Linked DNA regions of Homo sapiens: region 1 is linked to region 2. The links are chromatin loops, found by intact Hi-C in ENCODE. Cell type or tissue: dorsolateral prefrontal cortex. All regions are shown on one strand. Links, peaks and the distances in the headings refer to the core of each region. The heading gives the core; the rest is flanking DNA.

Evidence for each region. Hi-C counts contacts between places; a loop is a spot of excess contacts. Peaks named below come from ENCODE experiments on the same cell type or tissue, not always from the same donor. Only the 100,000 strongest peaks of a DNase experiment are listed, where the experiment ranks them.
Region 1: a loop joins it to region 2, with 3 times the contacts of the local background. A loop is called at or near these places in 3 of 110 quality-filtered maps.

What each region holds. Positions count from the first base shown.
Region 1 is chr2:174,888,022-174,905,110 of GRCh38, reverse strand. All of the region lies in intron 5 of CHN1 (chimerin 1), which reads left to right. Among named protein-coding and RNA genes, the nearest start is that of CHN1, 110 kb to the left of the region's middle. In dorsolateral prefrontal cortex, for the core only: no CTCF peak of the experiment used is centred there; no DNase peak of the experiment used is centred there; H3K4me3 peaks cover 406 bases; H3K27ac peaks cover 5,056 bases.
Region 2 is chr2:174,838,605-174,855,693 of GRCh38, reverse strand. CHN1 (chimerin 1) reads left to right here. Exons shown (of 13, transcript NM_001822.7): 7 at 8,737-8,814. Among named protein-coding and RNA genes, the nearest start is that of CHRNA1, 83 kb to the right of the region's middle. In dorsolateral prefrontal cortex, for the core only: no CTCF peak of the experiment used is centred there; a DNase peak (open chromatin) is centred at 8,077; H3K4me3 peaks cover 4,312 bases; H3K27ac peaks cover 4,058 bases.

The DNA.
Region 1 (17,089 bases), core at 4,369-12,368, 49 kb before region 2:
AACAGTTTTATAAATATAATATTAGCTAACATTTCCAAATCTTTACTCTTCCAGGCATTATGGTAAATATGTGAATTATCTTTTAGATAACCCAAACTTTTTCTGGCACCCATACAAGGTGATAATGTGTGGTACGTTAAGGTAAATGCATGAGATTGATCATGGCCCAGTGTGACTGGCTCAAGGACTTCAATGTATCAGACACTCTTTGGCCTCTGAAAGGGCTGGGCAGGTTTGCTGTCTTGTAACCCGTAACCTCTGTTCTTGGCAACAGGTTGGAAAATTAAGTTTTATCTATAAAATAAGACCATGTGGTAGATACTATTTTTCCCCCATTTTACAGAAGAGAAAACCAAGGCTTAACTTGCTCAAGAACAAACAGCAATAAAACTGAGAAATATAACTTGTTTAAAAACAATATCTGGCTGGGCACGGTGGCTCATGCCTGTAATCGCAGCACTTTAGGAGGCCAAGGTGGGCAGATCACCTGAGGTTGGGAGTTTGAGACCAGCCCGACTGACATGGAGAAACCCCGTCTCTACTAAAAGTACAAAATTAGCCAGGTGTGGTGGTGCATGCCTGTAATCCCAGCTACTTGGGAGGCTGAGGCAGGAGAATCACTTGAACCTGGGAGGTGGAGGTTGTGGTGAGCCGAGATCGCACCATTGCACTCAAGCCTGGGCAATGAGTGAAACTCCATCTCAAACAAACAAACAAACAAACAAAAAATTCAAAAACAGTCATAAAACATGCAGCACTTTATCTAAGTTGACAAGAGGTATGACACAGGAGTAAACTCTTAGTTTTTATTTTTTTAATTTATTTTTTATTATTTATTTATTTATTTTTTGAGACGGAGTTTTGCTCTTGTTGCTCAGGCTGGAGTGCAATGGCACAATCTCGTGCCACAACCTCCACCTCCCGGGTTCAAGCGATTCTCCTGCCTCAGCCTCCCGAGTAGCTGGGACTACAGGCATGCACCACCATGCCCAGCTAATTTTGTATTTTTTAGTAGAGACGGGGTTTCTCCATGTTGGTCAGGCTGGTCTCGAACTCCCAACCACAGGTGATCCACCTGCCTCAGCCTCCAAAAGTGCCGGGATTACAGGCATGAGCCACCGTGCCCAGCCTACTCTTAGTTTTTAAATCAATGCCATTTTAGTAATTAAGATTTTAAAGTTATCAACACATTACTATTTTTATAAACAGATATACCTTTGTTTAAAGCCTTTAAAGATAAGGTTTATTCCAACTTATTCTCAAGGGTTAACTTTCCACCCCCGTAGTCTCAAAAGAAAAAAGCCAAATTAAGTGCATTTGAAGTTTAATAATTTAAACAAAAATCCCATTATACGATCACTTGGTAATTATTTGTACTTATAAAAATAATTTTATAGTAACCTTGTATAACTTATCAAAGTAAAACAGCAATAATTCTTTATAAAAATAAGCGTATTTGCATCTGTGTAATTTATTATATTTCTGTTATAAAAGCAGCACATAGATATGGTTAAAAAATTTTGAAATAAAAGTGTTTAGAATGATAAATTATAGTACTTTCCCACCGTGACATACTTCTAGTTCCACTCCCTAGAGATAACACCATTCACAATTACTTTCTATCCTTCCAGAAACTGGTCATGCATAAAATATACTTCTGTTTTTATGGCATATGTGCATATTGTGTTTTATTTTAAATGAAAATCATTAAGGAGTGGCTAACTGTAACAGCAAAGATGATCTCTAGTCTTTGCAGAGGTTTGCCCTATTGTCTGCCTGACTATATAGTTGTGCAATAAACAGCTAATGCCTGACAAAAGCCATCATTACCTTGTGTATTTAGTTTTAGCTAATTGGTAGTTTAAGATCATGTTGAGCCAGATTCTGTGAGTTTAGCTTCAGTGCCTATGAGGAGGTTGATGATCAGTGATAGAATGGACAACGAGATAGTCAAAAAGGACTCATCTGTGTTCTGTAAATGTAGTTGTTATTTAATTTATTGTGGCTTTGAGTTTAGAATACTGATAAAATTCTATTAAGCAAGGGATTTCTGTGAGAGGGTAATACAATCTTTACAGTTCTGAAGATTTTGTGTGAAGAAACTATTGCTGCTATCTTAGAAAATGATAAAATGCACTGAAGTAAAAAATGTAATTTTGCTAATGATTGAAAACACCCAACAATTCCTAATTGAATCTCAAAACATTAGGTTGACTTATAAAGTGAGCTTGGCCAAAGAGTTCCTGAGTAAAGCCAGAGAATCATAGTAGATACTGATAAAGGGGCTTTTGCAGTTTTAAAATATGAAAATTGGTTGAAAGCATTTTTCATGTTAAAGAAGAAGGATCAAAAGGAACTGGGGAAGGATTATGCTGCTAGTAGGCGTTGACGTGTAATGTACTGTGTGTTCTTTTGATCTGATAGCTCATGATAGGTTCAGTTGGTTACCATGGTTTCATTCCATTTCCTGCAAACCTTCTTGTTGTGCTATTTGGAATAAGTGAAAAATAATGTTCTGTAGAACATTTTTCAAAACTGTTTTTCTCCTCTTAGTTTAGATTATGAATCATTTTATGGGAAAATTTTAAGATATAAGAGTAAGTGATAACACATGATGACAGTAACATTTAGTTCTGCAGTATTAGAAAATTAATATTGATGAAGGGGATAGCACAATTTATTTAAAATATAATATATTATCAGTGCTAAAAAGCTTTTTAAAAACATTGATATAATAATTCCAGTTTATGTGAGGTACCCTTGCTCAGGTGTTCTTTAATAAAACAAACCATAGAAAGTAATTGATGTGACACAGTAGGAAATGGCTAGTTTAACATAAGGCATCCCTTACTTGAAAAAATTGATGTGTTCCTGAAAATGTGTTGCAAATTGAACTGTATTGTAAAAGCACAAGAGGAGATAGCTGTTCAAAAAGATTAGCATTTTTTCCCTGACAAATATACAATACAAAAAATATTTTAAAATGTAGGAAAACACAAAGGCAAAAAGCACCCCAATTCTACTATCCAGAAATAATCACTGTTAAAACTGTGTTGTATGAAATTCTAGCATTTTCCCGAGTTATACAGAAATGACTTTATACAAGGTACACTATATTATGGTATGCTTTTTTTCAGTTAGCTGTGTATTATGAATATTTTCCATGTTGATAAATATATGAGAAGTTTGCTATTTGAATTAATTCTTCGTAAGGTTAAGTTTCACCTCCCCTTTTTAAAAATTCTGATTTTCACTTACATTTACTTATTTAAATGTAGGTCTATCAGTAACTTTGTTTTTATTACCACGTGTACTATATATAAAATGCAGAAAAGTAGGAAAAGGAAAATATTACCTATAATCTCATGGCCCTCAAAGACAAACATTATTTTTTGGCATTTATTAAATGTATTTTTGTTGTTCTCCCTGTTGCTTTGTTTTTAGAAAATTGCAATATCCTTCTAGGTGCTGGAGATACAAGGAAAAACAAAACAGTCAAGATCCCTGGCCTTATGGAGCTTAACAGTTTATTAGGTAGAGAGAGGATTAGACTTTAATGAATTGTCCCACAAATGCCAAGCTAAAAACTGAGGCAAATGCTGTGGAAGGAAAGCAAGGGAGATACGAGTGCATAAAGGAGGATCTGATCTAAACCCAGAGTCTCACTCTAAATCTAAATTGCAATCAGGGAAGGCTTTTCTGAGAAAGGAAAGTCTGATTTGAGAACTGAAGCGTTGTGAGAGTGATCTAAGGAAAGAGAGTGAGTGAGAGGGCAAAGAGAAAGAACCTAGAAGCCCGACCAGCATGTCCATGCAAGGGCTGCAGTGCACATCTCTGAACTGAAAGAAGAGGGTGGCCGGGAGCACAGTGAGTTGGAGAGGGAAGAAGTGAGGCTGCACATCTGCTTCTTGTAGGCCCGGTTAAGAATTTTGCTCTTTATTCTAAGAGCTGGGCTGTGACATAACCCAAGCTTGAATTTCCTTTTGGTTTCTGAAGAATAAACAGCTGAAGTAGATCAATAGTGGATGCACACAAGAAAGTTACTTGTTACCTTTTCTCTTAGTAACCTCTTCATGTCCATTGCCCTATATATTTTGTGTATAGTATTTATGCAACCATTTATTATATTTACCATGCAAGCTTTCTCTATTTTTGTTGGTCTTTGACATAATTTAATTTTTCCTGGTTACACTTCAGTGAATCTTTTTCTAAGTGAAAATTTTATTTTATAAAATTTATTCCATTTTTCTTTGCCCTAGATAGCACACCTCCACAAGATATTTGATAGTTACTTTTTTTTTTTTTGAGATGGAGTTTCGCTCTTTTTGCCCAGGCTGGGGTGCAATGGCGCAATCTCAGCTCACTGCAACCTCTGCTTCCTGGGTTCAAGCGATTCTCCTGCCTCACCCTCCCGTGTAGCTGGGCATACAGGCACCTGTCACCACGCCCGGCTAATTTTGTATTTTTAGTAGAGACGCAGTTTCACCATGTTGGCCAGGTTGGTCTCGAACTCCTGACCTCAGGTGATCCACCCGCCTTGGCCTCCCAAAGTACTGGGATTACAGGCGTGAGCCACTGCGCCTGGCCTTGATGGTTACGTTTTAAAAATTTTTATGAGACAGGGTCTTGCTCTGTTGTCTAGCCTGGAGTATGATCATAGCTCACTGTAGCCTGGAACTCCTCAGCTGAAGTGATCCTCCTGCCTCAGCCTCCCAAGTAGCTAGGCCTACAGGCACATATCACCGCACCTGGCTAATTTTTTCATTTTTATGTAGAGACAGGGTGCCACCAGGCTGGTCTTGAACTCCTAGCCTTCTCCTGAACTCCTGGCCCGAGAAGCAATCCTCCCTTCTCCGGGTCCCAGAGTGCTGTGATTGTAGTTGTGAGTCACTGCCCCTGGCCTTGGTAGTTACATTTACTTTCTTCTAGATTTCATGGTGTGTTAACATGTAACTTGTTTATCCACCAATAATTTATTTTGATATTCGATAAATATTTTCCCAACTGTATTGTATTTAATACTTTCTTCAAAATATTAATAGGTACACAGAAGTAAAGTAGAATATATTTGGGGATTGTTGCATACTGTATCCCTGTCCTGGTGATATTTCTAAAGACTCTGAGAAGTTCTGCAGTGAAACAAAATGAACATACATATACACATAAAAACTGACAGTTTGTTATTTCCCTAACTTTTTTGAAAACAGATAACACTAATGCCTCACAGAATACCATATGGTATAATTCTTAAGATTTGTTTGCTAATGGCTAAGCAGTGGTTCCAATTCAATCTGGGTGACCTTTCCACCCCTCTTCCCAATTTTGGGGAATTATTCTTAACATCTTATTGATGTCAACTCTACTTTGGAATTTGACAAGCTCCTCAAAATTGAGGTTACATTTATTTTTCCTGTCCTTAATTTTAGTCAAAAAGACATGGCTAAGCACATAGATCAGGTGTTGGCAAACTTTTTCTGTAAAGGATCCTATAGTAAATATTTTAGGCATTGCAGGCCAATTGAGAATATTATGTTATATAGATGCTTGTGTAGCCATTTAAAAGGTAACCACTGAAAAATTTAAAACCAATGTTTAGCTTGTTGGTGATACAATAATAGGCAGTGGCCTAGATTTGGCTCTAGAGCTAAAGTTTGGCAACCCCTGTCTGTTACTGCTACCATCTTTGGCAAATCTTTGACCTCTTTACACAATCTAGAGTTGACATATATACTGAGTCACAGACACAGGGACAAGAAGATATTCACAGGATGTAAGTGTTTTTATTTTCACTTTGCTTTTGTTGTTCACATGTAATTGCTACTATTTTTATTGCTGATTTTTAAACTTACCTATACTGTGACTCTTTCTAATTCATATGTATCGTGTCTGTCTTCTCCTGAGTGCCCTCCTTTTCAGTTACCAAAGTTTTTCTTAGACTAGGCTTCTTACAGCACTTTTTCATTCAAAAAGAATCTACTGGTATAAATGTATATAAAAAAGGAACTGAGAAGGTAACAAGGCTGTGTGGGGGTCTAGGAACCAAAGGAGCCCGTCCTACTGACAGCCAAGGAGTTTTAAAGCTCTGTGACTCCCTCAGGATTTTCTTGGAATTTTCTAAGCAAGCCCAATCTCCATAAAAATAACTAAAATTGTACTCTTTATTTTTCCTATATCATTGTAACAGACAAACAAAAGCATATTTTGGGGTGGCAATACTAGGTAATCGGGAATATTTTAGGGACTTCCTGTTTATACATTTTTTTAGTTTATTAATTTTGTTATTATGGTAGAATTCTTAGACAAGAATTTTCTGCCACTGTTGGGGAGAAAGTTAACATAGGATCACCTTTTAAAAAATTTATAGTATTGTGCCCAGATAGACATGATCTTGTAGAAAAAAAATCTTAAAATAATGAAATTATTCTATCTTTGCAGTAGGGAATGAGAACTGGAATTAGGTTTGACTACAAGTAACCGGATAAGAAGCGACAATTTCTTTGTTTTTTTGAGACGGAGTCTCGCTCTGTCGCCCAGGCTGGAGTGCAGTGGCGCGATCTTGGGTCACTGGAACCTCTGCTTCCCGGGTTCAAGTGATTCTCCTGCCTCAGCCTCCTAAGTAGCTGGGACTACAGGTGTGCGCCACCAAGCCCAGCTATTTTTTTTTTTTTTTTTCAGTAGAGACGGGATTTCACCATGTTGGCCAGGATGGTCTCAATCTCCTGACCTCGTGATCCGCCCGCCTTGGCTTCCCAAAGTTCTGGGATTACAGGCGTGAGCCACTGCGCCTGGCCAGAAGTGACAATTTCTTACCCAAAATAGTTGTTTGTTTTTCTCCCATGTTCAAAGTATTGGGAGTGACTTCAAGGCTGGTGTGGCTCTCCACAAGGTGAGAGGCCCTGACTAGTTCCATTTTGTTGCTTTTCCTGTGTGTGGCACCCAAATTTATCTCGTGGTAGCTGCAAGGCACCAGACTTTATATGCACATTCCAGCTAATGAGACGGCAGAGGGGTGAAGATACCATTTGGATTTATTCTCATTTGTCACTCCTACCAGTAAGGTAAAAGAAGCTGAGAAATGTAGTAGTTAGTCTAGGGAGCCATGTTCATACCTGAAAATCAGGATGCTATCACTGAGGAAAAAGAGAGAAATGGATATTGGGAGGCTGTCAGCAGTCTCTGCGGCAGAAATAAAAGATTTCTGTCAGATTTAGGAGCAAGTCACTCAGTTGGAGAAATACTTTAAGTGGGTTCTTTCCTTCTCCCTGCCTCTTTTTTTCACCACAGGCCTTTTTTTATTAATAGTCCCAGAAGAGAATAGATTGTAAATCAGTTCTAAGGAACCTATTCTTTCTGTGTTGTCTGAACTGTCTTGCTTAGCCAGCTTTCATTTTCATTGTGTTTATTTTTGTGTTTTCTATCAAGTTATGAGTTTGCTTGTTTTCAAAATAAAAGTACATACATATATGGGTAGCTTAACTAGCTACTAGACGGGCTGATGAAACTCTACACTGTTTTTTTGATCTACTACAGGAGGCGGGGGGAATACTTTATTACATGGAGCTAAACTTTGGGGTATTTTGATTTTTTTTTTTTTTAACTATCCTGCCAATAGAACAAACACGTCTAAGACCTATCTGAAAATATATATGTTTATATATACGTATATACACACACACACACACACACAAGCACACAGAGATTTATTTTATCTGTTGATAATTCTGTTGTGATCTTAAGGCAAATGTTGATCTTTTGTCGTTTATGCTGACAGCCGTTCAAGGACAGGCTTCTGCTCTGCCAAAATACAAAAGAATAAATGCATTTCTCTTACATTATAATGTGCCAAACAATAAAAATTCAGTAAGTGTACACAATAAGATATTGCTTAATTCAGGAATAATCATCTTTTCAGTCTTTAAAATCAGTACATTTCAGAAACTGGAACATCCATTTTGAATAAGAAAGAGCATAAGGTTGCAAATGGTTATCCAGCATTTTATACCCAAATTTTGCCAGAACACACAGAGAATACACCAATTTTAGAATTTGCCAGAATCTATCAATAGAAGGTGGGAGGGGAAATCCCTTTCTTCCTTTGCTTCCCTCCTCTCTGTGCTCTTTCACATTTAATTATAAGCTATTTCACTAAATTTATATATATGATTTGAGTGTTGATATATTTACAGTATAGGTAAAAAGGTAATTTATATCATTAGATAATAGATGTATATTATATACATATGGTGGTGATATTCATTAACCAACAAATACAAATTTTGAGGATTTGTTGATAAACAGAATTAAGTACAGTGGTGTTGGAAACAGGAAAACTAGAAGCACCAACACCCATAACCATTGAAGGTTAAATGTTAAATGTAGTCATTAACTGAATTTACTCATTTACTTTGCAGATTAAGAGGATGAATATGATATATACAAAATGTGGGCTTCTGTGTAGTGCTGTCTGTGTGTCTTTCTAAAAATTGTGTAAAAGCATGATGTGACAAACTGAGTTGGACTGACATCATGATTTTCAGCACAAATACATGTATTGGTTACTAAAATACTTTCATTGAAAGATATATATTAAGTTCATATAGTTATCTACCCAATTAAACTGTCCTCTCTATCCCAGCCAAATGTCACCATATGCTTTTTAGAAAACCGTGATTTAATTGTGTTTAGATTTTAAGAAATTAGCAAAGCTCAGGAAGCAGTGACAGGCTGGTAACATGCCTTGAAAACAGTATGAGATAAAATAGGAACTTGATTAAGAAGAGGGAGGAGAATACAGATAAAGATGTGAAGCAAAGAGGTTTGTGTTTTCTCTTTTATAAGTGTAATCTTTAGCATATCTAATACATAGAGAAGTTAATGCGTTATGTAGCAGTATTCAGTTCTACCTCAGGAATACAAACCAGGCTCTTTATACTATACTGGGGCTTATAATGAACATATGTAGATCTTATATATAAAGGAGTTTTTTTTTTAATTTTAGATTTGGCCTTTGTGACTTCTCATTTTCCAACTCCTATAATTTAAAAAAATTGAAGCCCAAAATTATTAAGAACTTTATAAATGTCATATAAGCAAACATAGATGTGGATTTAGAGTCAGTATAGGTGTTTTGGGTGTTCTTAATTAATTGGTCCAAAGTCACTTTCCTCTTTTATCAGAAATGTTTCAATGTCTTGATTTTAATCACATTCATTTCTCTCCTCTGCTCACTGAAACTGCTGATGAACCTTCAACTCTCTGTGAACAGTTTTTTGTGAGTTGAGCTGAGGAGAAAATGGAAACTTTCCATGTATAATTAATACTTATAGTAGAATCTGAAGGGATTGAGATTTCAGAAACCTACTTTGCTATGAATAGCATAATTTTTCGGATGGCCCATTCAGTTTTTAGATTAAGGGTAATAATTACTTCTGTTGTCTTGCATGAAGAGATATGTTTGGATTTACAGAGGGAAGGGCAGTTATTAACTTGTCTCAATGGATTATCTTTTTGGTTCTGTACCCCTGTTTTTCTGAACTTGCTTATTTATCTTTTTTAACTTAATAATTTTTAAGTGCAATTACAGTATTGTTAACTCTATGCACATTGTTGTACAACAGCTCTCCAGAACTTTTTCCTCTTGTGTGACTGAAAATCTGTACCCATTGAACAACTCCCCATTTCCCTTCCTCCTACCCCATAGCAGCCACCATTCTACTTTTTGTTTGCATGATTTTGACTGCTCTAGATATCCGTATAAGTGGATCCTTTTTATGATTGGCTTATTTTGCTTAACATAATGTCCTCACGGTTCATCCGTGTTGTAGCATATGAAAGGATTTCCTTCATTTTAAAAGCTGAATAATACTCCATTGTGTGTGTGTGTGTGTGTGTGTGTGTATATATATATATATACACACACACACATATATATACTCCTATATATAACCACATATGTATACACAGTAGTCCTCTCTTATCTGCAGTGTATACATTCAAGACCCCAGTGGATACCTGAAACTGTGGATAGTACTAAACCCTTTGTGTGTGTGTGTGTGTGTGTGCGCGCGTGTGTGTGTGTATATACTATGTTTTTCCAGCTGATAATGAGCTACTAAGTGACTAACAGGTGGGTAGCTTATACAAAATGGATATGCTGGATAAAGGGACAGTTCATGTCCTGGGAGAGACAGAGAGTGAAGGGGCAAGATTTCATCACGCTATTCAGAATGGCACGCAATGTAAGACGTGTATTATTTATTTCTAAATTTTCCATTTAATATTTTCAGACCGTGGTTGACCATAGGTAACTGAAACCACAGAAAACGAAACCATGTATGAGGTGGACTACTGTACCACATTTTCTTTATCCACTCATCCATCAATAGACGTCTTGGTTGCTTTCACATCTTGGCTATTGTGAACAATGCTGCAGCGAATATGGGTGTGCAAGTATCTTCAAGATCCTGTTTTCTATCCTTTTGAATAGATATGCGGAAGTCGGATTGCTGGGTCATAATAATAGTTCTATTTTTAATTTTGTGAGGAACCTCCATACTGTTTTTCATAGTGTTTTTCACCGTTTTCCAGTCTCACCAACTGTACACAAGCATTCCATTTGTTCCACATCCTCACCATTTGTTATTTTCTGGTTTTTTTGGTAGTGGTCATTTTAATGGGCATGGAGTGATATCTCATTATGGTTTTGATTTGCATTTCCCTGATGATTAGTGATGTTGGACATCTTTTCATATGCTTGTTTGTCATTTGTATATCTTCTTTGGAGAAATGTCTGTTCCTTTGGCCAGTTTTTAATTGGGTTATTACTACTTTTTGGTTATTGAGTTATAGGGGTTCTTTATATATTTTATATATTCTGGATATTAGCCCCATATCTGATAATATGGCTTATAAATATTTCCTCCCATTCCCTAGGTTACCTTTTCACTCTGTTGATTGTTGCCTTCATTGTGCAGAAGTTTTTTGTGCTGTCGTGCCATTTGTCTGTTTTTGCTCTTGTTACTTGTGCTTTTGGTGTCATATCCAAGAAATTACTGCCCATTCCAATGTCATGATGTTTTTCCCCTATGTTTTCTTCTAGGAGTTGTGTTGTTTCAGGTCTTCTATTTAGGTCTTTAATCCATTTTGAGTTGATGTTTGTACATGGTGTATACAGATGATTCCTTTGCATATAGATATCTAGATTTCCCAACACTGTTTGTTGAAGAGACTATCCTTTTCCTGTTGTGTAGTCTTGGTACTCTTGTTAAAGATCATTTGACCATACACATGACAGTTTATATCTGAGCTCTCTGTTCTCTTTCATTGGTCTATGTCCAAAACCATACAACTTTGATTACTGTAGCTTTGTAGCTTTGTTATATGCTTTGAAATGAGGATATTTGAGGCATCCAGCCTTGTTTGTCTTTCCCAAGATCGTTTTGGCCATTTGTGGTCTTTTGAGATTTCATATGAATTTCAGAATCTTTTTTCTACTTCTGCAAAAATTCTATGGAGGTTTTAGTAGGGATTGCTTTAGTGTCTAGATTGCTTTAGTGTCTAGATTGCTTTGGATAGTATGGACATTTTTAACAGTATTAAGTTTTCTAACCTGTAAACATGAGTATCTTCGCATTTATTTGTGTCTTCTTCAATTTCTTTCAGTAATGTTTTGTAGTTTTTAGTATACAAGTCTTTTGCCTTTTAAGTTTATTTCTAAGTATTTTATTCTTTTTGATACTCTTGTAAATGGAGTTGTCTTCTTAGTTACCCTTTCGGATTGTTCATTGTTACTACATAGAAATATAGCTGATTTTTCCATGTTGATGTTTGTATCCTGCAGTTTTACTAAATTCATTTATTGGTTCTGATAGTTTTCTTGTGGAGTCTTTAAGGTTTTCTACATAAGAGATGATGTCATCTGTGAACAGAGGTAATTTTACTTGTTCCTTTGCAATTTGGATGCTTTTAATTTCTTTTTCTTGCCTAATTGCTCTGCCAAGAACTTCCAGTACTAGGTTGAACAGAAGTGGTGAGAGTGGCCATCCTTGCCTTGTTCCTGATCTTAGAGGAAGAGCTTTCAGTTTTTCAGCATTAAATTTGATATAAGGTGAGGGCTTTTTATCTATAACCCTTTTATACTGAGGTAATTTCCTTCTATTCCCAGTTTGTTGAGTGGTGTTTTTTGTTTTTTAAATGCAAGGGTGCTGAATTTAGTTAGATACTTTTCCTGCATCAATTGAGGTGATCATGTGGTTTTTGCCCTTCATTTTGTCAATGTAGTGTATTACATTTATATTTTGTATAGTGACTCATTCTTGCATCCCCGGGGTAAATTTCACGTGGTCATGTTATGTATGTAATTCTTTTAATGTGCTGTTTAATTTGGTTCACTAGGTTGGTGAGGATTTCTGTTTCAATATTCATCAAGGATATTGGTCTATAGTTTTCTTGTAGTAATCTTTGTCTGGCTTTGGTATCACAGTAATGCTAGCATCATAAAATGAGTTTGGAAATATTCCTTCCTGTCTTAGTCTGTTTGTGCTGCTGTAACAAAATACAGCAGACTGGGTAATATATAGACAATTGATGTTTATTTCTCATACTACTGGCATCTGGTAAATCCAAGACCACGGTGTTAGCACATTTAGTGTCTGGTGAGGGCCCAGACTGTGCTTCCAAGATGGCAGTCTGAACACTGTGTTCTCACATTGTGAAAGGAACAGAAGGGAAAAAGGGCCAAACCCTGGGTGAAGCCTCTTTTATAAAGGCTTTAATTCCATTTACAAAGTGATTGTTTCATAAAGGCCCCACCTCTTAATACCACTGCATTGGAGATTAAGTTTCAACATTAATTTTGCAGGGGACACAAACATTCAAATAATAACACTTCCTCTTCAAATTTTTAGAAGAGTTTGAGAAGGAATGGCAATTATTCTTTTTTAAATGTTTGGTAGAGTTTTTCACTGAAGCCATCTGGTCCTGTCCTTTTCTTTATTGGGAAGCTGTTGACTGCTGATTCGATGTCCTTGCTAGTTACAGGTCTGTTCAGATTTTCTGTTTCTTTATAATTCAGTCTTGGTAGGTTATATGTTTATGTGAATTAATTCATTTTTAGGTTATCCAGTTTGTTGACATATAATTATTCATAGTAATTTCTTTTACTTTTTATTTTTGTGGCATCAGTTGTAATATTTCTTGTTTCACTTCTGATTTTAGTCTTTGCTATATTTTTCTTAATGGCTTGTCAATTTTGTTGATCTTTTTAAAAAACTAACTCATAGTTGGTTTTTTTTCCTCTGTTGTTTTTCTAGTGTCTATTTTGTTTATTTCAGCTCTAATCACTGCTATTACCTTCCTTTTGCTAACTTTGAGTTTTATTGGTCCTTTTTTTCCCCTAGTTCCTTGAGGTGCAAAATTATTTGATTGAGATCTTTCTTTTTTCATGTAGGTATTTACCACTATAAACTGCCTCTTAGTTCTGCTCTTGCTGCATCCCAAAAGTACGTTGTGTTTTTCTTTTCTTTTTTTTCTTTTTTTTTTTTTGAGATGGAGTCTCGCTCTGTCACCCAGGCTGGAATGCAATGGCATGATCTCGGCTCACTGCAACTTCCACCTCCCGGGTTTGAGCAATTCTGTACCTCAGCCTCCTGAGTAGCTGGGATTACAAGTGCCCACCACCAAGCCCAGCTAATTTTTGTATTTTTAGTAGAGACAGGGTTTCACCATCTTGGCCAGGCTGGTCTTGAACTCCGGACCTCATGATCCACCCATCTCAGCCTCCCAAAGTGCTGGGATTACAGGCATGAGCCACCGCTCCCGGCCTATTTTCATTTGTCTCAAGATATTTTCTAGTTTTCCTTGTGATTTCTTCTTTGACCCATAGTTTTTCCAAGAGTATATTATTTGATTTCCACATATTTGTGAATTTTTTAGTTTTTCTTTTTTCTTTTTTTTTTTTTTTTTTTTTTTTTGAGATGGAGTCTTGCTCTGTCGCCCAAGCTGGAGTGCAGTGGCACTATCTCGGCTCACTGCAAGCTCTGCCTCCCAGGTTCGCACCATTCTCCTGCCTCAGCCTCCCAAGTAGCTGGGACCACAGGCGCCCACTACCACACCCGGCTAATTTTTTTTTTTGTATTTTTAGTAGAGACAGGGTTTCACCGTGTTAGCCCTACCGTGTTAGTTTTTCTACTGCTATTGATATCTGGTTTCACTTCATTGTGATCAGAAAAGATACTTGGTATGATTTAAGCCTTCTTAAATTTTTTAAGACTTGTTTTGAGGCCTAACACATGATCTAACCTGGAGAATATTCCATGTATATGTGAGAAGAATGTGCATTCTTCTGCTGTTTGGTGGAGTGTTCTGTATGTGCCTATTAGGTTCAGTTGGGGTATAATGCTGTTTAAGTCCTCCTATTCCTTGTTGATTGTCTATCTGGTTTTTCTACTCATTATTAAAGTAGGGTATTGAAATTTCCTGCTATTATGTTACTATGAATTTCTCCTTTCAATTCTGTCAGTGTTAGCTTTGTATATTTGGGTGCTCTAATAGGTGCGTATATATTTTTTCTTCTTCTTCTTCTTTTTAAAGATGGTCTTGCTGTATTGCCCATGCTGGTCCCGAACTTCTGGGCTTAAATGATGCTTCTGCCTCAGCCTCTTGAGTAGCTGGGACTAGGGCAGGTACATGCTACTGTAGCTGGCTAAGTGCCTATAGCCTTATATTTATACTTACTATATCTTCCTGGTGAATTGACCCTTTTATTATCATGTAATGTCCTTCTTTGCCTCTTGTAACAGCTTTTTACTTAGTAAAAGTCTATTTTCCATGATACAAGTATGGTCACCTGCCTTCCTTTGGTTACCATTTGCATGGTGTATCTTTGTCCACCCTTTCACTCTTGGCTTGTGTGTTTTTACATCTAAGGTGAGTCTTTTGTAGACAGTGTATAGTTGCATTTTGCTTGTATATTTATTCAGCCACTCTCTATCTTTCAACTGGAGAGTTTAATCCATTTACATTTAAACTAATTATGGATAATGGAGGACTTACTATTGCCATTTTGTTAATTGTTTTTTGCTTATCTTATAGCTATTGTCTCTCTTCTCTGGTTGCTTTCATTTTTGTTTCATTGTTTTTTTATTGATATGGTTTGATTCCCTTCTCATTTTCTTTTGTGTATTTCATATATATACATACACACACGCGTGCACACACACACACACACACATATTTATTTATTCTGGTTAGAATTCTTCAAGCTTCTTAAATTTGGATTTCTATTTCATTTCCTCAAACTTGGGATATTTCTTCAAATTAGCTCTGCTGCTTTTTCTCTTTCTGGAATTCCCATAATGCATATATTGATACACTTTGTAGTATCCCATAAGTCCCTTAGGATTTCTTCACTTTTTTTGGTTCATTTTTCTCTTTATTCTTTGAGGTCAATAATTTCAAATGACCTGTCTTTAAGTTTGCTGATTCTTTCTTCTGCTTTATAAAGTCTGCTGTTGAATCCCTTTTTAATCCATTTATTGTATTCTTCAGCTATAGAATTTATTGGTTTCTTTTTTATAGTTTCTGTGTCTTTGTTGATTTTATTTTGTCATGCATTTTTTTCCTTGATATTGTTCAGTTGCTTATCTGTGCTGTCTTGTAGATCATTGAATTTCTTTTAGACACTTATTTTGAATTCTTTTTCAGATATTTCATAGATATCCATTTATTTGGGTTTAGTTTCAGGAGATTAATTTTGTTCCATTGATTGTGCTATTTCCTTGTTTCTTCATATGCTTATAAGTTCATTCTTGTTTTTAGCTGAGTGTGTTTGAAAAAAAAACCACCTTTTCCAGCCTTTATGGACTGGTTTCATACAGGAGAAAACCTTTATGAATTAACCTGTGTAGAGATTCTAGGGGCCTCTAAAACCTTTTAGGGGAGATGTGTTTTCTCTGGGCTTGTGTGTGTAATTTCCCAGTTAGAGAGATTTGCTGGTTTCTTTTTCAGGAGCTTTTAATCTCTTGCTCCCTCTGGTATCTGTGAGTAGTTTTGCAGGTTCTTGGTCTACAGCAGCAAGCTGTCCCACTCTCCCCTGAATCAAGTGAGACGTTAGTCCCTTGAATAGCTTCCTGAAAAGTTGGAACACCATATTCATACTCCACTCTTCTCCCTCCCACCTTTTGTGGATTCACACCGGGCTGCACTGGCTTCTCTGTGGCACCATAAGACCTCTTTTGCTGCTGCAAACCATCCTTACATTACCAGTTCCATTAGTGCTTTGAGTGAGTGCCCTGAGGCAAGAGGAAAAACAATCCTTCAAGAAACCCTCTAAAAAGCCAACATTGCATGCATGTTCCACTCTTCTCCCCACTGCTCTCCCCCATCACCCAGAAGCTGCAAGAAGAGCTTAGCTGTGCAGCTTGGGGAAGAGGTTATTGTGGATAAAGTGAAATGGCTCTTCTTACCTTTCAATGCACCTCCTTCTGGGCTTTGCATTTACCTGGAGTACTGCAACTTCTTAACTGGTTTCTGAAGTTCTCTTAAAGGTATTTTGATTTGTTGATATATTACCCTTATCTTATTAAATGCACTGAATGTTTGTTTTGATTTGTCTCCCCTCAAAACCCCATATTGCCCTTTCTTCCTTGAGTATAGTAGAACAGATCTATGAATGCTTCATGTTATCCCCAGGCTACAATCGCCGCCTTATGGTTCTTGTCATCCTTCCGAGTGAGTGTTTCTCCCTCCTCTTGTTCCCCATCTGCTCTTATTTCAGACAATTGTGTAGGTTTTGGCTCAGCTTCTGCTCTCAATTGTGGTCATTCTCCAAGATGCAGATTGACCTTTCCTGCTAGGACTTTCAAAATTTTGCCAAGGGTTCCAATAACTGTTTGCTGCCAGGTTTTTAGGTTCACTAGAAAAAGAAAAAATGTATTTATGACTCAAGTGTTTTGATTTTTAGAGATGGTACCTAATGTACAAGGTTATATATTTGAGTCTCTATTGAACATGTTTTTTTCCTGGTGCTTTTGATCATATAGTTATTAATTTATTTTCTGAAAATATCTTCACATATTCTATAAATATACCT
Region 2 (17,089 bases), core at 4,143-12,142:
CATACATGTAAAGCATTTACTAGTACCGTGTTATGCAATTGTCAGTTAATTAATGGAAGCTGACATATTATTGTTAAGTACCTTGGAATATATTCCACTCTTGGCTCTAATGGAGAAAAAATAGGTTACATATTATAATTCAGGGTATGCAAGTAAGAATAATCTGTGTATCTAAGTTGAGTTGAATTTGCTTGAATCCATAAATGTTTATGTTATAACTTGATTTTGGAGGTTTCAGGAAAGCTGTGTTGTTTGTGCCTCAATTTTAACATTTTATAGAAATTGCAGGATTTCACTAAACCTGAATGAGAAACTCATATTACCCAAGAGTTAATCCAGTTACTCAGCACCTTCCCAATCGTAAGGGTCCTGCCAGCTAGAACATTCCTCTGTGGTGCTTTTTGGATGGATTGTTGACTTAGCTTTGATAACTGGAGCATTGTGCTAATGATTCTATGGTATCACCTTGATGTTACAAAGGAGGTGGCTTTTTATGTTACATGAGGTCCTTCCAGTGTCCTAGAGAACATTCTGACTATAAATAAGTCCTGACATTTATTAGTTAGAGAATTATTTCTTTGGCTTAAGTCTCAATCCCACATTAAAAACTAGGTATTTGTGGAAAAGAGTATAATTGGTCATTTGTACTTTAGTGTGAATTGATAAGACCCTTTCCTATAAGCAGGATTTGATGGGATTACTGAGTATGAGCATGGATGTTCTTTTAATTATAAAATTGCCAGAAATAAGGTAAAGTAAAAATTGCATAACAGTGATGCTTATAATGTGTCCCTAAATTATTGGTTATAATTTGACCTGAGCTCACATTGCATAGAACAATGGCCGTAGGTCTTTAATCCATATCATAGTCACAAATTATGCTAACTCTGATCTTGGAAATGTAGGTCCTTTGACACAAGGAAAGAGAGGCAAACTTCCATTTATTGATTTCCTTTCTGTGCCAGAAGTAATGCAAAAATGCTTCCCACATAGTATCTCATTTGATTCCTAATAATTCTATACCATAAGTATTTTCAATTCATTTTACATATAAAGAAACAAAGACAGAAATAAATCAGTTACTTGACCAAGGAGGTGCCATAGCCAATAAATGACAGAGTTAAGGTTAGCACTTTTGTCTGGCCCCAGAGCCCTTGAGTTTCCTATTTTACCACACTTGGTGAAAATGAGACGCTAGCTCAATGCAAATCCAGTATTTGTGGATTTTTGCTTATTGGAAAAATGACAGGGTAGTAAGATCAGTGGGAATTTATTTGAAAAACAGTGAATGTGTTCCTATTCAAGGTCACCTATTTCACCTTCTATTTCTTATTCCTCACACTGCTCCTCTACCCCACCCCTTACCTTTTTTTTTTCTTTTCAGTGACATAGGCAATGTACATTGTGGCTTAAAATCCATGTCTCTTCACAAACAGGTGAAAAGTGGTTCTCAGTTTGGCACTGAGTAAAATTGATCATAGTAATTATAATAACAAAACAGTATTAAAATGAGAAAAATAGAATATAGTATTTTAAACACTTTATTGTAAAATGCAAAGATCTGCTATGAAAATTTGATCATATTTTTTGAAGTATTAACATAGTACTTTACATTTTTATTTATTTTTTCACTCAACTTTAATTGTGGATACAGGGCGTACATGTGCAGGTTTGTGACATGGGTATATTGCACTCAGGTAGCGAACATAGTACCCAATAGGTAGTTTTTAGATGCATCCCACCCTCTCCCTTCTAGTAGCTCACAGTATCTATTGTTCCCAAGTTTATGTTCGTGCATGCTCAGCATTTAACTTCTGCATGTAAGTGAGAACATGCATTATTTGGGTTTCTGTTCCTGCATTCATCTGTTTAGGATTATGGCCTCCAGCTCTGTCCATGTTGCTGCAAAGGACATGATGTTTTTTAATGGCTGCATAGTATACCATAGTGTGTATGTACCACATTTTCTTTATCCAGTCCACCATTGATGGGCACCTGGGTTGATTCCGTCTCTTTTCTATTGTGAATAGTGTTGTGATGAACATGGAAGTGCATGTGTCTTTTTGGTATAATGATCTGTTTTCCTTTGGGTATATACCTAGTAGTGGGATTGCTGGGTCGAATGGTAGTTCTGTTTTAAATTATTTGGGAAATCCCCAAACTGCTTTCCACAGTGGCTGAGCTAATTTATATTCCCACCAACATTGTATAAGTGTTCTCTTTTCTCCACAGCCTCATCAGCATCTGTTGTTTTCTGACTTTTTAAATAATAGCATTTCTGACTGGTGTGAGATGGTATCTCATTTTGGTTCTGATTTGCATTTCTCTGATGATTAGTGATGATAAGCATTTTTTCATATGTTTGTCAGCCATTTATATGTCTTCCTTTGAGAAGTGTTTGTTCATGTCCTTTGCCCATTTTTTATTGGGGTTGTTTTTTGCTTGTTGATTTAAGTTTGTTATAGATTGTTATAGACTTCAGTTATTCGACCTTTGCCGGGTGCATAGTTTGCAAATATTTTTCCCATTCTGTAAATTGTCTGCTTACTCTATTGATAGTTTCTTTTGCTGTGCACAAGCTCTTCGGTTGAATTAGGCCCACTTGTCCATTTTTGTTTTTGTTGCAGTTGCTTTTAGGGATTACACAAAAATTCTTTCCCAAAGTTGATACGAAAAAGGGTATTTCCTAGGTTCTCCTCTAGGATTTTTATAGTTTGAGATCTTTAAATCTTTAATCCATGTTAAGTTTTGTATATGGTGAAAGGTAAGGATCCAATTTTCATTCTTCTGCATATGACTAGCCAGTTATCCCAGCACTATTTATTGAATCCTTTTCCCATTACTTGTTTCTTAGGGAGTCCTTTCTCCATTACTTATTTTTGTCAGCCTTGTCGAAGATCAGATTGTTTTAAGTGTGAGGCTTTATTTCTTGGTATTCTGCTCTCTTCCATTGGTCTGTGTGTCTGTTTTTGTACCAGTACCTTGCTGTCTTGGTTACTATAACGTTATAACTTAGTTTGAAGTCAGGTAGTGTGATACCTCCAGCTTTGTTCTTTTTGCTTAGGATTGCTTTGTCTAGCCAGGCTCTTTTTTTGGTTTCATATGAATTTTAGAATAGGTTTTTCTAATTCTGTAAAGAATGATGTTGGTAATCTGACAGGAATAGTGTTGAATCTATAAATTGCTTTGGGCATTATGGCCATTTTTATGAATTGATTCTTCCAATCTATGAGCATGTGATATTTTTCCATTTATTTGTGTCATCTTTGATTTCTTTCAGCAATGTTTTGTAGTTCTCCTTGTAGAGATCTTTCACCTCCTTGGTTAGCCATATCCCCAGGTATTTTATTTTCTTTGTGGCTACTTTAAATGGGATTATGTTTTCGTTACCGGTTTTGTTTGTTTTTTTGAGACAGAATCTCTGTCACCCAAGCTGGAGTCCTGTGGTGCAATCTCGGCTCACTGCAACCACTGCCTCCCAGGTTCACGTGATTCTCCTGCCTCAGCCTCCTAAGTAGCTGAGGTTACAGGTGCCTGCCACCACACCCGGCTAATTTTTGTATTTTTTTTTTTAATAGAGGAAAAAAAGGGGTTTCATCATGTTGGCCAGGCTGGTCTCAAACTCCTGACCTCAAGTGATCCTCCCACCTCAGCCTTCCAAAGTGCTGGGATTACAGGTGTGAGCCACTGTGCCCAGATGGGATTATGTTCTTGATTTGACTCTCAGCATGGACATTATTGGTGTATAGAAATGCTACTGATTTTTGTACATTGATTTTGTAAACTGAAACCTTCGTAAAATCATTTATCAGTTCTGGTAGCCTTTTGCCAGAGTCTAATTTAAGGTTTCCTAAGTATAGAATCATATTGTCAATGAAGAGAAATAGTTTGACTTCTTCTTTTCCTATTTGGATTCCTTTTATTTCTCTTGTCTGATTGTTCTGGCTAGGACTTCCTCCTTACCGTTTTTATAGTCCTCCTCTCTATATTGCAGATAGTATGGACAAAGGTAGAAACAGAGGATTGTGGAATCTGCCCGTTCCCCATCCCATTTTCCAGGCCTCATTCAGATGAACCTACAGAATTGATATCTGTGTCAAGATGGGCAGGATCACTGGGTGCGATGGCTCACGCCTATAATCCCAGCACTTTGGGAGGCTGAGGCCAGTGAATCACTTGAGCCCAGGAGTTCCAGACCAGCCTGGGCAACATGGAGAAACTCCATCTCTAGAAAAAAAATACAAGAATTATCTGGGTGTAGTGGCATGTGCCTCTAGTCCCTGCTACTCAGGAGGCTGAGGTGGGAGGATCAATGGAGCCCAGGAGGTTGAGGCTGCAGTGAGCTCTGGTCACACCACTGCACTCCAGTCTGGGCAATAGAGTGAGACCTTGTCTCAAAAAAAAGGATGGGCAGGATCAGGTCCCACAACAGGTCAAGGATTCCCAGTCAAAATAACAAGGTAGATACTGTTAATGTTTCTATCAAGAATGACCTTGTAAGATATGTGCCCAACCAGTTTAGGCTCCCACCCAGTTAAACTATTTCTTCTGTTTTATAGAGCCAGAATATGAGAGGTGCTATATGCTTAACACCTTATGTTTATATACTACTCTCATAAGGTAGCAGAAAGAGCTGTCAGGCTTTGAAGACAAAAGATGGGGATTCTGAGCTCAGACCTCCACATCCTGACTGTGTGACCTTGAGCAACTCACTCTGTGAGCCCCAGTTTCCTCATCTATAAAGTGACCATTATGCAACATGCTTCCCAGGATGGCTGTGGGTACAATAGATAAGACAGCCTTGGGAAGCATCAAGCAGTGTTCCTGGATCCTTAACAATACTGAGTATCTCCTTTTCTTGCCACTTTCCACTTCTCTCCTAATCTGCTTCCTCAGCTGGCATACATGTCATTATATGCCATTATATGCCTTTTAAAAATTAGGATTAGATCCAGAGTATGGGTAATTGGGTAGAGACAAAACACAATGGGAAGGGCAGTGTTTCCAGGCATGCTTATGTGGTATAGACCTAAAGCAGATTACAGACTCCTTGAGGGCAGGGACCTGTGTCTTATACTTACACTATATACCTACAGCTAATATTGGGCTCAGCACCCCTGTAATCCTGTCATTTATTGGTTACTCCCTGCAGATAATCTTTTTTGTATGTCATTTCTTTAAACTTCCCAGTAACCTGTGAGACAGGTATTATTATTCATATTATGTAGATGAGGTAACCAAGAAACAAAGCAGAACTCCCAAGGTCAGTATTCAAACTTCAGTTTCTCTGATTTTAAATCATATTTTCTTCATTATACCACACTGCCCCCCAATAAAAATAGCTGCCTTCATTTGGTTTTATTTTTTAACCAAATATATATTGAACCTTTTTTTGTGTAAGCTGCTATGCTAGATTCAAGGTGTGTAGAAATACACATAAAGCCTAATTCTATTTAAACAGCTACACAGATAACTGATATGAGGTAGCATGTGGCAGTCCCATAACTAATGAACCAGTGAAAGACTGTGAGGTTCACAAGTGGATGATATCACTTCTAATTGGTGCAGATTATCAAAGCCATCACGTAGGAGGGGGTGTTTGAATTGAGCCTTGAAGTCTGCATTTCCTACTACATGCTAAACTTGAGATCATAAGATCTTGGTTACTACATTTTTCTTACCATCCATTGATAATTACTGCTAGTCTGTCTTACCATCTATTCCTACTCCTCAAAATTGAAAGAAGGTAACTAGAGAAACCACCTTGAATAGAATCAGAGAGAAGACTCCATGGTTTCCTCTCATTTTCTCACCTGGGTGGATATAGTGTAGTGTTTATGAGCCCAGCCCCCCCACCTACTAGCTGTGCAACTTTGGGAAGTAAACTGTAGGCCTCAGCCCTCTCAACTATAAAATTAAGATAATTTATGCCTCATAGGGTTTATCTGTGGATTCAGTGGGATTCTATGTATAAAGTGCTTAGTTGGGTGTCTGGAATATATGTACTCAATAACTAATAAGTGATAACCGTAATTAATAGATTCTATATATGAGTAGATGGCTATCTACTAGATATTGTAAGCATGAGTGATACACATTTGTCTAGAATGTCAGACTATTGATTATATTGGTTCTGAATTTTAGAGTTATCAATTTTTGTTATTTACAAGTTCTTCACCAAAATTAATGCAGAAGTGCAGTTACTGCCATGTTGAAGGCATAATAGTGACCAAACCCTTAGCCATTTGAGAGTAGCCAACGCTGTTTTCATCCTAAGCTGTTGTTTTCTATCTCCTTACTGCCCTAGGTAGCTGCTCAGATTGCAGTTAATCCAGAATTTCTTGACTAAATAGAACATTACTCAGGAAATACAGTACAATCTGCAGAGTCTACAGTAGACCTTACCTCTGAATGACAAAATGTTTACTTTTACCTAGCTATAAATTTTCTGGGTAACTATCATGAATATTTTTATGCTTGAATTTTAGTAACTATAGCTGTAGAACCAGGAATGATCTATAAAATAGGATGTTGATCAAAAATACTCAAGAAAAAGATGCTACTTTGGTTACATGTGTGATTGTTTTAACTTAGTAACTTGATATCAAATATTGTTGAAGAAAAAATTTTACTGTTCAACTTGTGTTTGGAGCTGTTTTTTTCTGGTTCCTACTGAGAATTGGTTAAACTTCACTTTAGGCTGTACATGTCTAAAGAGTCGGTTGGCCGTTATATTTTTAGTCATCATGTGACAAAATAGGTCCAATCTGAAAAGCAATTTAGGCTAGGCAAGGAGACTTTTTCCATTGCATTTCTTCTTGCAGTGGGAGCATTTTATGTCTCATATTAATTATCTAAGTATATAAACTCATGAAATTGAAACTCCTATGTAAATAAATTTTGCCTTTTATTTACTTAGACATAATTTTAGAAAAATAAAAGGGACTAAAGACTGAAGTAAACAAAAATAATTTAGGGATGTTTAGAAAATCAGTCATTTGTTATTTTTAATGTCTAGCATAGCTTAAGAACCACTTCATGCCCTAATTAAAGTAGAATATGCACTGGGCACATACCTCCTGTAGATTATGAAATCTGAGATTAAAGTATTTACACTACAAATATACTGAATCCATTTAAATACATAGAATTTTAGATGCTTTAAATACAGTGTAACATTGGCATAATTGGTTTAACTTAATTATTATAGCATGAGAAACAGATGATAGGACGTACTTAGGGAACCAAAATGGGAAATGTAAGCATCCTGTAGCACCTTAGTGAAAAAATGTAGGTATTGCTCCTAAGTCAAGTTGTGCTAAGTCTCTCACCTAGCCACCCCGTTTCTACACCAGCAAACAAAAAGTATATGGGTCCTATAAGTAGTTACACTATAATTGAGATCTGTGCAAATAAGGAATTATTCCCAACTGGCTTCCACTATGACCTGGCCTCAAGCTCTCTGAATAAAAAAAATGTTGAGACTAGAGAATTAAAATAATGGTTTCTTCTATGTAAGTGTAGCCCACAACAAAACTACTCATAATACAAAGACAAAACTGACCACTGCAAGCTGTTAGCAATGTGATGTGCATGCTCCTTGTTCTGCATGAAAATAGTATGATACCTAGTTAAACTTCTTTTATCTTTCATCAAAATACTCACCAGTTTTTCCTTGTCTTTAATAAAATTGGGTTTTGGTTAGCTAACCTCAGTCCATAATGAGCAAAGGATACAGATTAGCCTTTCATAATTTACCTGGCAGTGGTGCTGCATTATTTTTAAAACCTAGTGCTGTATGTATGTTAATTTTCCTCTGCTTTTAATAGGTTAAAAAAATTCCATTTTGCAATAATGCATGACTCATTCATTTCTCATTACCTTCCCACTGATTTTTTTTTTTTTTTTTTTTTTTTTTTTGCCTTGAGCCAGCAAGAAACTTACTTACATGAGAGGAGGGAGAAACAGAGACAGAGTGAGTTTAGGAATACAGTACTTAAATACTGTTGCTTGATTTTCATTGGTTATCTCCTTTCTTACGGTGGCCAATCTAATGCAGCCTTCCTTGTGAAATCCCTCCCTTCCCCCCACCTTCCCTGCTAGGGGCTTCATAGGGTGTCTGTTGCTAGAAACTGATTGCAGGCAGTATGTAGGCATCTTTCATTCAGAATGGACATTAATATCTTGAATAGAGAAGAAAGCTTTTAGAAATGTATCATTTGTCAAAATTGCATGCCTTTTAAAAAATGATAAAGAGAGATGCTGAGTGTTTTGTATGTTAGCATCGACTCTTTCTTTTTATTTCTGTTCAGACTCAAGTTTTTAGAAGCTAGAATATAGATCCCTTTAAGAAAAAAAAAGGAAGAAAGAAGAATTTGCTGGTTAGTCGACCTCTGTTTAAGAAGTGCTTCATCCTCCTCCTCCACCTCTCCGTGGTGTTTCTCTGCAGCTCTCTGTAGGTTAGGGTTCTGTGCTGCCTGGCAGAATGCTCATGTGTTAGCTGAATAGATATCATCGACAGACATAGACCACTATAGGTTTTCTTTCCTTGTGAATTCCAAAATGCCATCCAAAGAGTCTTGGTCAGGGAGGAAAACTAATAGGGCTGCAGTTCACAAATCAAAACAAGAGGGCCGTCAGCAAGATTTATTGATAGCAGCCTTGGGAATGAAACTGGGTTCTCCAAAGTCGTCTGTGACAATCTGGCAACCTCTGAAACTCTTTGCTTATTCGCAGTTGACATCACTTGTTAGAAGAGCAACTCTGAAAGAAAACGAGCAAATTCCAAAATATGAAAAGATTCACAATTTCAAGGTAAGAATATTTGCTTTTAGTCTTTTAAGAAATGCATATTACTTGAAATATATAATATTAAAGGAATATCTTATGTCTTTTTAAAACTAGGATGACTTGACTAAAATGTTCTTGCTATTTAAGGAGTGAGATGTTTTCAGCCTGATTTTACTTGAGGAATAGCTGAATAAGGCTAATAGAAATCCAACCCTGTTTTTCTCTAATGCTGTTCTAATATTGTTTTATCAATGTGTACTCACTGGTAAAAGTCTTGACTGATATTTAAAAGGTCTCAGTTAATGATGATTTTGGCATTGTTTTTATTTGTGATACAAATGTGTCTGAATACCTCTGTTGGAGATTTTATGAGAGGATTAGATCTGTGTTTCTGGTAAAAAGCTTTGGATATAAGAGGCATGTGCTGTTGCATCTGGATTGAGCAGATGGTTTGCATTTCTCATAGTTTCTGTCTTTTCTCCCCTGTTAATGAATTGACCATGATGAAAGGAGGATGGCTACCATGGGACTGTTGATGCTGCTGACACTAGCAGCTTCTCCTCACTTTTTGAGTATTTGCTTTCACCATGTATGCGTATGTGTAGTTTTTAATTATTGTGTTAATGTGGTTTATCAACTGTACTTGAATTTTCTTTCAAGGTGATATGTGTGTTGATTCAAGCTGTATGTAGATCTAGTCTGTATTTATAGCATGATATAAGGCCTTGAATTTCTGTCCTTTGCAATCTAATTCAGAGATTAAACAACGTGAGGTGGTGCATAAGTAGACCCAGTTACATTTAATAGGTAGATGCACTGGCATTTCTATAGTAACTTCCCAATAGTTAGACAACTTTGTGATGCGGTTCTTGAGACATGAATGTTCTTAGTTTAGACAAAGTATCATTAGGTTTTATTTTAGAAAGGGAATAATTTGGTTTCAAAATGTGATAAAGCTGGAAATCATGATCTTTCATTTATTTATTTATTCAACATTTATTCAGCACCTATAATGCACCAGGCTCTGAAATAGATAATTTCATTCCACATTTGCAATTTATTCTGATTTTTAACACCAGTATTTATTTTACTCAAACACTAAATACCAACACCCCCCCCCCCACCCATATGCTCTGCATTTTCCATAGTGAGGAATAGGTTTTTGTGATCTTCAGATCATTTTGGGATGAAGGAGAAATTACCTAATAAAATTATGTTTCTTAAATATGTGGGCTATGTAAAAATTGCTAATATTTTAAAATAAACTAAATAACGTTTTCTTCTTCCTCTTTAAACATATTAAGGACCTTACCTTTCAACCAATATCTTGATTTAAAATGAAATAGAGGCAACTTAGTAGATTAAATACCGGATAGAAAAGAGGTATCATATGTGTATCTAGCATTCACTACATCTTTCATTTAGGAACCTAAGCAATACATTCAGGCTTCTAGGCCTCAGTTTCTTTTTGCATGATATACAACCTGATCTAACAGGATTTTTATCAGGAAAATGACCCCAAATAAATCCTTTTGCCAATATGAAGTTATGTCAAAAAAGAAGTCTTTGGGTTACTAATAAAGAGGAAATTGTATGTACACTGTTTAGAAATAGCTGAGATCTTAAATATATCTCCAAAGATGTACTCTGATTTGTTCAGCAAAAACAGCAAAAACCTACTAAGAATGCCATTTGAGTGCTAGGTCAAGTTCATTATACATGCTTTTTATCAATATTGATTAAGAGCAACTAGGAGGTCTATTCAAGAATTTGCATAAACAAACTCTTTTTGTGTTTGTATCTTCCAGTTGTTTCTCAATTTTAACACATGGCTTTAATGAATAAATTCTACACAGCTGGAAAGTTCTGACTCTGCCATCAACTGTAACTCTTACCTTGGTATCTAAACTGCTTTAAAGATACTTGGGTGTTTTTTTTAAGCCTTAAAAAATGGAAAGCTTCTTCCTTCTCTGGAGCTGAAAAATAATGAAAACCAGCTTGGACTTGTTCTTAGAGTATTTATGCTCAAGAAAGAGTTCATTTTAGACAATGAGTTGCATTACATATTATTTAGAGTTGCTAATAAGGTCAGAAATCTCGGAATTGACTCTTTCCATTGAAGTTACTCTCTGTTATTTAAAAATGTTTCTGTGGGGTGGCACTATAAAAAATAAGAAAGGAGGAAAGTCATACTTGACTTCCAAGAACATCCCAGACTCTGTGGCAGGTGCAGTTCTCTCCCACACAGACGCTCGCTTAGAAGGTCACTGATTGTGATATACACATCTATGTATGTACAGTTCAGAAATTTGTGTGGGGAAAAACCGTAGCATTTCCATGACGATAATCATTCATGTATCCTTGTCATTATGGTGGTAAAAGTGTATTCTGTATAACCACGGGCCCACTCACCAAAGCCTCATTTCAAGGTGGTTTTCTTTTTTGCTTCTTGAACTGCCTTGTTATGTAATACTGCTCTGTGGAATCGAACAGCTGTCAAACCTTATTTCAGGGAGTGAAGCCAAGAATGCCTTCTACCTTTGGTGAAAGCACTCACTGAGGTGAAAGCCAAATAAACCAACTGGACCTAACTTCAGCCTACAGACAGGCGTTTGTTTTTGGGGTTTGGGGTTTTTTTAGTAGAATAAAACAGGAAGGCTTCCCTTTTGCTATGTTATGTAACATGGTCTCTTTTTTTTTTTTTCTATTGTTACTTATAAGGATTTGAGAAAGCATCTATCACAAGAAGGATAGTTATATCCCTTAGGGAGGTTATTTTACAGATAAATGCACCAAATCCTCTAAAAACTATTACACTATAAGTTATCTAAATCAATTAGAAAATAATTGTAATTGTCCCCTGGATCAACCTCTTATTTTAAGAGCTACCTCATCCTAATACAACATACAACACACACACACACACACAGAGAAAGAGAGAGAACAAAACAAACTCTAACATTAAAAATAAAACTCAGGCACCCTTCCAGCAATGATTGTGCCATGCATTCTGAGGCTTTCTGGGTAAAATGATAAATAAGATCCAGCCTTTGCCCTCAGGAGCTTGCTTATTATATGCACCACCTTGGGTCAATTGCTTAATCTCTCTCTACATCGGAAAAATTGAGTTCCCAGTACATGTAGATACATGGTAGCCACTATTTTTGTTACTACAAATACCCCTAAGTGGGTTTTTTTTTTTTTCTGAATCTATACTGACATTTATTTATACTTAAGGGTTCATCTGAATCCTCTTATTCCTGTCCAGTTGCAGAGATTATGATGTGATTGAAAACCTTAGCATGATCGTGGGGACTGTGCCTAGTTGTCAGGCAGAGTTAGATGTTGCATAAGAATAGCTACATTTGGCCAGGCACAGTGGCTCATGCCTGTAATCCCAGCACTTTGGGAGGCCGAGGTGGGCAGATCGAAAGGTCAGGAGATTGAGAACATCTTAGCCAATATGGGGAAACCCTGTCTCTACTAAAAATACAAAATTAGCCGGGTGTGGTGGCACGTGACTGTAGTCCCAGCTCCTCTGGAGGCTGAGGCAGGACAATCGCTTGAACCCAGGAGGCAGAGGTTGCAGTGAGCCGAGATCACATCACTGAACTCCAGCCTGGGCAACAACAGCAAAACTCCGTCTCAAAAATAAATAAATAAATAAATAAATAATAAAAGCTACATTTTTCATGCACTACAGAATGCAGTGAAATCCTCTATATTTATTTTACTCTTTTCAAATTAAACTGTTAAATGTTTCATCTGGTTTGTTGCTTAATTCAGATAGCTCTATAAAATAAAATCAAGAGCAGATACAATATTATAATAACGACAGAAGCTAGGCTACTTAGGCAAATTAAGTAATTAAAAGAAAACAACATTAAGAATTATAGGGAGTAGATACTAAAAATATGAGTTTAATTTTTTAAGGTAGTCTTGAATTAGTTGTTGATTTTCATTTCAGGTACTTGCAGTCTGCATGTAAATGAAAGATATAAGATATTGTATTAATAGATTTAGTGTTGCCAAGATAACAGGCAAACAGTGAATCCTGAAATGTGAATTGATATTGCAATTAAAATAACACTGTAACATGAACCTTATAATAGTTAATAAAATTACTGATTCAAGACCTACTAGGAAAAAGAGATCATACTGAACCCAGCAATCCTAGCCAACAGACTGGACACTGTGCTGTCTGGTGAACTGAAGGGCGGCAGTGGCCGACACTCTTGCTGAGGGTAGTCTTTCCTTTCCTCCCGAGGACGTGGGCAAATCCAAGCCCCCTTTGGTCTTCATTTGGTTCACATTTATAATAAAATTAATACAAAATGAATGAACAAATAATAATTTTAATATAAACTGTGAAGTTTTAAACCACATGGTCTAAGGGTTCTCTTACAGCTCTAAAATTCTCGGACTTAATTATAGTGTATTGTGAACCATTAGATTTATTACAAGTATTCCATTTTTCATTAAAATTTTATTGAAGTTCCTATGGAGACAAATTTTCAATACGTTGATTTGAAAAGGAACTAAAATTAACTATATATGAAAGAATATTTAAAACTTTATATTAACAGCAGTGAAATGTCGTATTCAGAAACAGTGTCTATCACCTCTTTCATATTATCCCCACCAACCCTCACACCACCACCTTGCCTCCCTCCATTCTTCCTTGCCCTTTCCCGATGTCTAGTAAAATGCCTGTAACTAGCAGATGCTCAAGAAGCATTTGATAAATGACTAAATGAGTACACAGTGTGACATGCGGGGGACCTTTGGTTGTTGTTACTTGAAAACCTCTTCTCATGACAGCAGGAAATTAACACAAAAATAGAGTCTTCTATTGGTCTTAAGATCTGTATTGTTACAATGTTTTCTTTTAATTAGATTTATGTGAGTTTTCAAAATGAAATAAAACCCAAGATACCATCATGTTATCTGATATTGACTAGAGAATCTGTGTACATATTTTAAATGCTCAGGAATTTGAATAGTGTTTTGAATTAATGGTATTGTAAATGAAGGTAAATGCAATATTACAAAAGGGAAATGACAATCTAGAATGCTTCATTATGCTTCTGCAATAATGTCTCTCATCATTGCCTCTTCTGTGGATATGAACAAGGAGTGTCCAACATAAACATTTTAAAGGAATAATGTGAATTATTCCTTTAAATAATTTTACTTGGAAATTTAAATAATTTTAAATAATTTCTTACTTGGAATTTCTCCAAGAAAGAAATTAAGTGGAATTATATGTATTTCTGTTGTACACATGCACACACACACACTCTTTCCCCAGTTCTCAATGTGGGCCACTTGCAAGAGAAGACAAAAATAGCGCAGATCAGTATGTAGCATAGGTTCTGTCTGCCTAAGGCAATCGGACATGTAGAGGACTGATGAAGAGAAACTAGGAAATTGGTCAGAATCATCTTTAAAGTCCCTGTAAACATTGTATTTCTGTTGCTGCCTATTATAGTACATATCTGATGCTGCAGAAGCCAAAAATGACAGCCACTGCTCTGCTTTCCACTTCTGCCAATGCTGCTGGTGAGGAGGACCACAGAACCTGTGCACTGCCCCTCAGCACGGTGGCCCTCTCAACCTCACCCTGCCTGGCCTTATGGTTTGTCATGCTGGCTGGGGAACTGGTATGACACCCCGAGTACAAGTCATTCAGATCCTTAAGGTTATCAGAAAGGTTACTACCTGCCACTAATAATCCGAAAAGAAACATTTCACAAAGTTCTTGTTGGTTTGCACATAGTTGCATATACTTCTTTGTAGCTATCTTATGGGACTAGAGAATTTAAATTGCTATACTTCAGAGAAACCCATATTATTCTCACAGACCATGGCCCTTTATTCTGGAGATGTTTTATAATCTGTCTTTATTCCCCAAGTTCCAAATTTGGCATCTCTGTATTATACTGCCTCGCTGACACAAATTACTTATCAGTATGTTTTTTGTCTCTTCCATTCAAGCTTTCTACTATATCTTTTTTAAATGTTTTAAATGAGGAAGACATGTTTTGTCTTCCTCATTCCTTTCTAGCCTCTTGTTCCATGTCCATGTGGGCCCCTGAAAAGATTGGCTCTTTCAATATATGTATGAAAAATTGCTGTTGAACATACTAACTCAATCTTTTCAAAGAAAAATCCCTTAACAGTGTCGAAACATCTTGCCCACAGTATTCTCTAACCTAAAATAAAACTCTCCAGGCTTTCCTAGCTCCGTTTCCTCCTTGCTCATCCCTCAAGTATTTATCAAGCAGCTGTTGTGTGCAGACCACTCTGTTAGACATGGGAGGAGACACAGTAATATGTAATGTACGGTCCTTGACTGCTGGATATATGCAAACTGACTGAAAAGAAAGCAAATGTCAATATAATGAGAATGATGAGAAGGTCATAGGAAGGGTTTGGGGCCAGGCACAGTGGCTCATGCCTGTAATCCCTACACTTTGGGAGGCCAAGTCAGGAGGATTGCTTGAGCCCAGGAGTTTAAGACCAGCCTGGGCAACATAGAGAGACCTTGTCTTTACAAAAAATTTAAAACATTAGCTGGGTATGATATTGTGCACCTGTGGTTTCAGCTACTTAGGAGGCTGAGGTGAGATCACTTGAGCCAGGAGATAGAGGTTGCAGTGAGCTGTGAACACACCACTGCACTCCAGCCTGGGAGACAGAGCAGGACCCCATCTCAAAAAAAAAAAAAAAAAAAAAAAAAGAATGGTTTTATGCATAAACACTGGCAAAATACCTTTAATTTTATGTGCCACATATGTATAATAATGCCATATTCCTCATGGTTCAATATTTCATATACAAATACAAATGACATCTCTGCCTGAAACAGAATGACAGTCAGAAGTGAGTATGCAGAGTAAAATTCGACAGAGGGTAGTTTAAACTTTGGAGAGAGATTTTTTTTTGTGTGTGATAAGAACATGTCACATGAGATCTACCCTCTTAAATATTTAAGTAAGGCCAGGTGCAGTGGCTTATGCCTATAATCCCAGCACTTTGAGAGGCTGAGATAGGCAGATCACTTGAGCCTAGGAGTTTGAGACCAGCTTAGGCAACATGGCAAAACTCTGTTTCTATCAAAAATACAAAACTTAGCTGGGCGTGGTGGCACATGCCTGTAGTCCTAGCTACTCAAAAGGCTGAGGTGAGAGGATCACTGGGGCCCAGGAAATCGAGGCTGCTGTGAGCTGTGATTGTGCCACTGCAATATGGCCTGGACGATAGAGCAAGACCCTATGTCAAAAAAAAAAAAAAAAATCTTTAAGTGCACAACACAGTATTGTTAAGTAAAGGCATCGTGTTGCTCACAAGTTTCTAGAAGATACTCAATCTATTATAACTGAAACTTTATATGCATTGAACAGCAGCCACTCTTCTATTCTGAGTTTGATTATTATAGATACCTCATATAAGTGGAATCATGCAATATTTGTCCTTCTGTGACTGACTTATTTCACTTAACATCATGTCCTCCAGGTTCATCTCATGGTGTCATATACGGCAGGATTTCCTTTATTAAGGCTGAATAAATATTCTATTGTATATATATACCATACTTTCTTTAAGGATATAAACGCATAGGAAAAACACGCAATTTTTAAAAGTCACCTCTTACAGTTAATAACAATGTATAAGAATACATTGAGAATAAAATCTCTCTGAGAGTAGATTTTAAGTGTTCTCACTACAAAAAATATGTGAGGTAATGCTTACATTAATTAGCTCAATTTAGCCATTTCACAATGTATTTGCATTTCAAAACATGTTGTACACAGTAAATATAATTTTTATTTATCAATTAAAAATGAAATAATTGTCACTTCTTCTAAATTTTTTTTTTTTTTTAAGACAGAGTCTCACTCTGTCGCCGAGGCTGGAGTGCAGTGGCACAATCTCAGCTCACTGCAACTTCCGCCTCCTGGGTTCAAGCTATTCTCCTGTCTCAGCCTCCCTAGTAGCTGGGATTACAGGTGCCCACCACCAAACACACACCACATTTTTGTGTTTTTAATAGAGATGGGGTTTCGCCATGTTGGTCAGGCTGGTCTTGAACTCCTGACCTCAGGTGATCTGCCCACCTCAGCCTCCCAAAGTGCTGGGATTACAGGCATGAACCACTGCACCTGGCCTGTAAAATTCTTAATATTTCAGTTTACATGTTCATACAACAGTCCAACCTTCAGGAGTTGGTTTTTCCCCCGTTTGAGACATGTTGGTACTCTAAAGCCCCTTCTCGTAATCTCTTCTATCTTATATT